2 separate regions of the Homo sapiens genome follow, and region 2 is linked to region 1. Evidence: read pairs that join two places in POLR2A ChIA-PET (ENCODE). Cell type or tissue: OCI-LY7. All regions are shown on one strand.

Region 1 (4,000 bases):
AAAATAAAATTCCAGTTCCCTGCCCCCAACCATCTGAATGGGCCCCTTCTCTCAGCCAAGGGCATTCCAAAGTTAACCTAGAAAACTAGTTTCAGACCCTGATGAGAAAGGGGAGCCAGAGGCCCCATTATACCCTCCTCCGTGTTGGAATTACTGATGGAACAGACTCTTTAAGTCTGATAAGAAACACTTACAATGCATTTTCTCTGAAGCCTGCTACCTGGAGGCTTCACCTACATGATAAAACCTTGGTCTCCACAACCCCATATTTTAACCCAGATATTTCTTTCTATTGATAATAACACTTTTAGCCAATTGCCAGTCAGAAAATCTTTGAATCTGCCTATGACTTGGAAGTCCACTCTTCCAGTCATCCTGCATTTCTGGACTAAACCCATGTACATATTACATGTATTGATTGATGGCTCATGTCTCCCTAACATCTATAAAACCAAATTGTATTCTGACCACCTTGAGGACACGTCATTAGGGCCTCCTGAGGCTGTGTCATGGGAGTGTACTTAAGTTTCACAAAACAAACTTTCTAAATTGATTGAGACCTGTCTCAGATACTTTTGGGTTCACAATTATCACCCAAAGTCCATAGTTTATATTAGAGTTTACACTTTATATTGCACATGCTAGGGGTTGGACAAAGGAAAATGACACACATCCACCATTATAGCATCATACGGAGTATTTTCATTACCCTAAAAATCCTGTGTGCTCTATTCATTCATCCATGCCCCCCATGGTTCTGACAAGTATTGATATTTTTATTGTTTTGTCTTTATAGTTTTAACTTTCCCAGAATGTCACATAGTTGGAATCATACAGTATGTAGCCTTGTCAGACTGGCTTCTTTCACTTAATATGCATTTAAGGTTCTTCCATGTCTTTTCATGGCTTTCCATAACTAAATAGCTTATTTTATTTTTTATTTATTTTATTTCATTTCATTTATTTATTTATTTATTTATTTTTGAGATGGGGTCTCGCTCTGTCACCAGGCTGGAGTGCAATGATGCAATCTCGGCTCACTGCAACCTCCGCCTCCCCGGTTCAAGCGATTCTCCTGCCTCAGCCTCCCAAGTAGCTGGAACTACAGGTGAGTGCCACCTGTAGTTCCAGCTACTTTTTATATTTTTAGTAGAGACAGGGTTTCACCATGTTGGCCAGGATGGTCTCGATCTCTTTACCTCATGATCAGCCTGCCTCAGCCTCCCAAAGTGCTGAAATTACAGGCATGAGCCACTGCACCCGGCCTTCCCCTTTAACACTGAATGATATTCCCTTGTCTGGATGTTCCAAGTTTATTTATCCATTTACCTAATGAAGAACATCTGGTTGTTGGCAAGTTTGGGCAGTTATTAATAGAGATGCGTTAAACACCTGTGTCCACATTTTTGTGTGAACATAAGTTTTCAGCTCTTTTGGGTGAATACCAAGGTGCATGATTGCTGAATAATATAATAAGAGTATATTTAGTTTTGTGAGAAATTGTCAAACTGTCTTCCAAAGTGGATGTACCATTTTGCATTCCCACCAGCAATTAATGTGAATTCCTGTTGCTCCACATCCTCACCAGCATTTGATATGTTTTGGAATTTGGCCATTCTAATAGATGTGTAGTGGCATCTCATTGTTTTAATTTGCATTTCCCGGATGACTTATGATATGGATCATCTTTTCATATGTTTATTTCCATCTGCATATATCCTTTGGTGAGATGTCTGTTAAGGTCTTGGCCCATAAAATGTATTTCCTTGGTACTAGTCTTATAAGTATTACTTTTCATATAGATATTTCCTAAGGAGTCATCAGATTGCTATTAAAATAAAAATAAATTTGGGGAATTTCAGGAGAGGAGTTTCATGTAATTATTACAAACATTCTGAATCATACTGTATTTGTTACATGCAATATGAGGAGCAAATCAGGTATTATATTTATAGTAGTAGAGTTCTTCCTGATTTTTGAAAGTGGAAAACCATTTCTACATTAAATCAATGCTGTAATATTTTATAAGTAGTGAACATCTACAGGTAATTTTTTAAAAATATGTTTTGGGACTAGTAGCCAAAGAAATTACTATTAAATTGGTATTTCTAAAGAAAACATGTCTTTATAAATAAAATACTCAAAGTGCAATGTAGTTCTGGAGCCCAGAGCTGTTTCTGGAACATCATAAGGGTTCAATAAATATTTGTATAATTAAATGAATTTTACAGATCCTGAAAGTGTTATGTATAGTAAACAAAAAGTAATATCCTTGTTAGACTAAATGCTTACTTTTCACCCATATCACATTGAAGAGTAAGATCTTCTAGAAAGCTATCATATCTTTAGAACTATTATGATTCCTTTGTTTATTACTAAACATTAAAATAATATAACTGTACATAGCAAGCCACTAATTAAGTATCAAAGATGGAATCATATTCGTTCAAACTAAAAGCTTTACTTGAAATTTTTAAAAGTCTAAAAATGAATAAAACTAAAATACGAGTTTTAAAATTTAGGATGCCAACTAACGAAAGCTGTTTTTTTAAAAGTCTGACCACGAATAAGGCATCTTCTATTTTTATTGCTTTTTATGCAGTAAGATAAAAGCTTGAGGCAAGGATTGGATCTAGGGTCATATTGACCCCTATGCCAAAGTAACTTTTGAGCTAAAATTTTATATGACATCCTGCTACCCAATTTATTCCAATGGATTTTTTAGATAACTAATATATAAGAATGAGATTTAAGCATACCCAATACATTTTTGTCTGTTAGCAACATTCTTTAATATTAGATGTGTGATTTATTTTTGCCAAAGAGACCCAAAGGATTGCAGTGAAACAAGGATAATTTAGATATTATTAACTATTTTCAAAATAGAAAAGCATTTTTTATACTACTCTCACTATTATTTATCTTTAGGTACTTTAGTACTTATTTATATCCCTATCTCAGGAAAGGAGAAAAATAGAGAAAGGAGGTAAAATTAAGAGAAATAATTATGACTAATTGCTTGAAAATGATGAAACATTAGGAGGGAAGACTGAAAACAGTCCTGAAGCAAGAATTCCTGGGGAGTCTGAATTTTAGCCAAAGATGATAAATTATATGAATCCTCTGATAGATTAGCCACTTGCACAATACTGCTTTTACCACTGGCTCTCTCTCTGTAGTCATCGGAAGAGATGACTTGGTCCAGATTTGAAGACAGTGCAGGTAGTGAAGGAGTATTGGTATTTGAGCTTCTCACAGTGACAGTTTACATTTAAGAATAAATTGTGCAGTTACAGTTCTCTAACATTCAGAATTTCTGGTTCAGTTTCAGTGTTAGACTACTTGTTTTAAACAAGAAACACTACACAGTGGTCTTTCCTGAATGGGATATGTTTCAAGGCCCCCATTAGATGTCTGAAACCTCAGGTAGTACTAAACTCTATATATACTATGTTTTGTCCTGTACATATGTATGATCAACTTTAATTTAAGAGGGCAGAGCAAGATGGCTGAATAGAAGCCTCCACTGATCGCTTCCCCTGCAGGAACGTCAAAATTTAACAACTAACTACACACACACAAAAGCACTGTCATAAGAACCAAAAATCAGGTGAGCAATCCAGTACCTGGTTGTAACTTCATATCATTGAAAGAGGCACTGAGAACATGAGAATGAGTAGGGAGAGGGAGACAGAGAATGAGGATGAATACTGTGTTCCTGAGTTGCTAATTCAGTGTGACTTGTTGAATGATAGGGTATTTTTTTTTATGATTGGGTATTTTTAATTTAAAAGAACTTAATGGGCAGGGGAGTTAATTTCACTCTTTTGTATTTCTTTCAATCATTTATTGTCTCTTCCTTTGTCATTTTCCTTTTCTGACTTTGGGCTAACGGGTGTTGACTTTGATTGATTGTCAGAGTTATATACCTCTGAGTATATATATTTTAAGTTTGAGTGATAACCATATGACCTATAAACAAAGGTAGTAGTTTCTTGGT
Region 2 (4,000 bases), 140 kb before region 1:
CAGTGTTACATTGTAACCCATACCTCAGAAATTATTTTATAATAGCTAAATATTTACATAGTGCTTACTATATGCCAGACACTGTTTTAAACACTTTTAATGTATTTAATCCTTTTAACAATTTTACAAGATAGATGCACTGTTACTTCCTTTTACAAATGAGGAAAATGAAGCACAGAGGGATCAAACAACCAGCACAAGGTTAAAGTCATGGAAAATATGAGATGTAAGCCCTGATGTTTGGTATTAGACTACACTTTGCTTTCACAAACATTATCTTGTGATTTATGTCACAAATAAATCACATTATATAGCAATGATAAAGCAATTCCAAAAGATAGGCATATCAGACTCAAGCATACTCAATGAATCACTTAGCTATGGGATGATAGGGGCTGCCTAGAAAATAATAGACTGTTGTAGCTCCTGTTCCAGTTCCTTCTACCACCTTCTGACGGGTATGTTTTGTTTGCCATTTAACTTACATCACAACATGTTAATTTCAAGAATAAATTTATTAGTGTTTTTCTAAAAGTAAAAATAATTGAGGAGAAAATAAATCAGCAAATGTTATATTAAATAGAACAGACACTTACGGCCTGGAGTCTTTTCATTTTTAAGGTATAAAAAGCTTTTATTGCTTTTATCTTACTTAAAAAGCAATGCGTGCTTATGACTGAAGAATTAGAAAATCTCTGCAAAAGGGAGAAGAAAGCATTCACAACCCAACTACCTGATGATAACCACTGTTAATATCTTAGTAACTGTCCTTTCAAGCCTATGCATATATATGTTCATTTAATGTGTGTGTGTGTATTTACATCATTATTTATATAACATTTTTATTTTTGACTGGGGGAAGAGCAAAATTTTATTTTGGAATGAAAAAGGCCAACGGGGTAGTCAGAAAAGAATAAAGTGAGTGGTGTGGCATCCTCTCTCCATCTTCTTGGTGGCTTGGGTTATACATCTGTGCTTCAAGTTCTTCCAAAGGCCCAACTGTTTTGTTTGGTGTGCATGTTTGCTTACCTTGAAAGTTATCAATCAAGCTCAGAGTCCGTTAAATAAAATATAGCCTATCATCTATCTTCATTATGACCTGGAAAGACAGAGTCCAATTTAGACTCCTAGCCCTCTTCACAAGCTCTACCCTGGAACTTGCCCCCACCAGTAGCCTGTCCTACTTCAACTTCCATTCCTGGCTTTGTCCTGCCCAGTGAATAGGCTCATGTACATTAGGACAGATACCTGAACCCCTATGGCCAAGCTCATTACTCATCTGCCACATCCTCTCCTAGTCACCTCTGAGCCTCTTCTTGGCCATGTATTTGGCTCACACTTCCCTGGAAGTGGGTTTGGAGCCTCTGGGCAGGGAGTCATGGAGTCTAGAAGATTGTGATCTAGCGTATGGGCTAGATGTGGCTTGCGGGCTCAGACTGGGCACTTGTTGGCTGCAGGAACTCCTTCCCTTGCCGGGAAGGATGTGGCTAGAAGCGGGAAAGAACAGGATCTTCATGTATTCTCTATATGAGGTGCTGATCAAAATAAATAATTATTTACACCTAGAGATGTTCTCTAAATTATGACTGTAGAAAGTAGGTAAGTAAGTTAAAATTGGGAATGTGTAGCTTTAGCATGCCAACACCTACATCTGCAGAATCCCCATGGTTTATGTGCGCTGTTGCCTTTGACTGGAACAACCTTCATCAGACATGTGCCCTTTTACTTTCACCTTATTCATAACTGCTCAAACATCTTCTTTCCTTCCCTTTCCATCTAATCTATACCAAGTGCACCCACCCCTCCAGCACTCTGTATCCTCTCACCCCCACTTATCTTCTTAGAACTTATCACGAAATGAAATTACAGTACCTGTACTTGTTTACTGTCTTTCTGCCCTACTAGAATTCCACAGAAAATTAATCTAATTTGTCATTATATCTATTGTGCCTAGAACAGTGCCTGCCACCCAGTGGGCATTCCCTAAGTATTTGCTAAATTACTAAGTTACAATTAAAAACACACATTACTCATACATAGTGGAATTCTGATATTAATTTCCACTTCCTTTTAACTAAGAAATGGGGCAAATAACTGGAAATAAATCTTTTCTACTGCAGTCTGAATTTTACTTCCATAAAATAAAACACATACAAATAATTTTTTAAAATTAGGATATAATATCAGAAACCACTGCATTGGCTAATGGCATAAGCAGCGAAATCTTGGCTCAACCAAACAGTCAACAAAGAAGGAGTGTAGGCCAGGTGTCCCCACCTAGGCTATGCTATCTTCTTACTTCCTTCTTCTGGCAGGAAAGGAGATGTCAGGCTGTAGGAAAGTAGTAGCACGGGCTACTTCCTCAAGGACTAAGTAAAGTAGCATTCCATGCTGTGGGCAAAAGGAGACAGGGGCAGGGCCAGGTGCTGGTGAGGAGAGGCAGTCCACTCTCAAGAGGGGACAGTGAGGTGAGGATCCAGGACCTCTTTCCGGACCACTCCTGGTAGTTCTGAGTTCCAGTCTGACAGCTCACAGACACAGCCCCCCATTTTGCCTCCAGCAGGAGAAGACAAGGAGATGGAGAGACTGTCAACCTAGAACCAGTAATGACCAGTTCCAACTTAATTACAGAAAGGGAGAAAAGATCAATCATTTAAGTTGCTTCATCGTCTAAATAAAAGTGTTTTGGCTGTTGAAACATGAACCTAGACTCCTGCCTCAACATATTTAAAATGAGAACAAAGTGGCAGTATCATGGTGGTGGGCGTTTAGATGCTTACATTGTTTTCATCTACAAAACAGGCTTTCCTTTCACACCCTAGCTCTTTGCTGGGCTGGTGGAGCTGATTGACAGATATAGCCCGCTCCAAAGGAACAGCCCTTTCTCAAGGAATGAATGATTTGCTCTAAGTATTTAAATCCTCTGCTCAAAATCAAACATAAATTGAAGTATCAAAATAAACAAAAATATGGTTTGTGGTTTTGAAAGCATTTCTTTGTGATTTTTGCTAAAAAGAGAAATGCCAAAAAAATTTTTTTAAAGATTTTGAGACAATTATCTGGCGCAGTGGCTCACGCCTGTAATCCCAGCACTTTGGGAGGCTGAGGCAGGCAGATCATGAGGTCAGGAGATCAAGACCATCCTGGCCAACATGTTGAAACCCCATCTCTACTAAAAATATAAAAATTAGCTGGGCATGATGGGCGCCTGTAATCCCAGCTACTCAGGAGGCAGAGGCAAGATAATCACTTGAATCCAGGAGGTGGGGGTTGCAATGAGCCAAGATCATGCCACTGCACTCCAACCTGGGCAACAGAGTAAGATTCGTTCTCAAAAAAAAAAAAAAAAAAAGAAAAGAAAAAAGATTTCGAGACAATAGTTTTAAACTAATGCATCCATCTTAAAATCCTTAACTAACAGACTTTATTACAGAAAAATGTATTACTGATAAGGACTATTCAAAATAATACAGATAACATGAATGTGCTCCTGTTCTGCTTTTATGTTTCCATTATTTGTAATGAATACTTTCCTGTATGTGCTGAATTCTTGTTTTTAGAAATATTATTTTGTAGTAGAGAAAACATAGGGAAGAATAGGAGTTGTTACACCATATGGGTCTTTGCTAAAAGCACAAAAAAAGACTCTGTCATGCTGTTCACAGAAGAGGCAATAGGAAAATCAGTGGGCCAGGGTGAGTTTGCTGAGGTTGGTGATGAACTAAACCACAGGCTACCAAGGCTGCTGTGATTGGGTATTCCTGAGAAATGAAGTCCAGGATTGTTTCTTAGCCCTATAGCCACATTTGTGCTCTGGTAACTTTCTCGTTAGACTGACATCATGTTAACTGCTTAGTGGCAGATGGTCCTTAAGTGACACAACCTTTGCTGTAGGCCATATTGCTGAGTGGTGTTAGCCCCTTATACTCAATTTGGTCCCATCTGTCCAGACAGGTGTTTGTAAACCTGACACTGATTCTGCTGCTGCAGACAATGTTCC

The links. Peaks named below come from ENCODE experiments on the same cell type or tissue, not always from the same donor. Only the 100,000 strongest peaks of a DNase experiment are listed, where the experiment ranks them.
Region 2: POLR2A ChIA-PET joins it to region 1 with 7 read pairs; 2 of 35 experiments call an interaction of 5 or more read pairs at or near these places.

Annotation. Positions count from the first base shown.
Region 1 is chr14:38,336,773-38,340,772 of GRCh38, forward strand. No RefSeq gene overlaps it. Among named protein-coding and RNA genes, the nearest start is that of CLEC14A, 83 kb to the left of the region's middle. In OCI-LY7, no CTCF peak of the experiment used is centred here; no DNase peak of the experiment used is centred here.
Region 2 is chr14:38,200,222-38,204,221 of GRCh38, forward strand. No RefSeq gene overlaps it. Among named protein-coding and RNA genes, the nearest start is that of SSTR1, 5.7 kb to the right of the region's middle. RefSeq lists a silencer at 3,083-3,377. In OCI-LY7, no CTCF peak of the experiment used is centred here; a DNase peak (open chromatin) is centred at 2,290.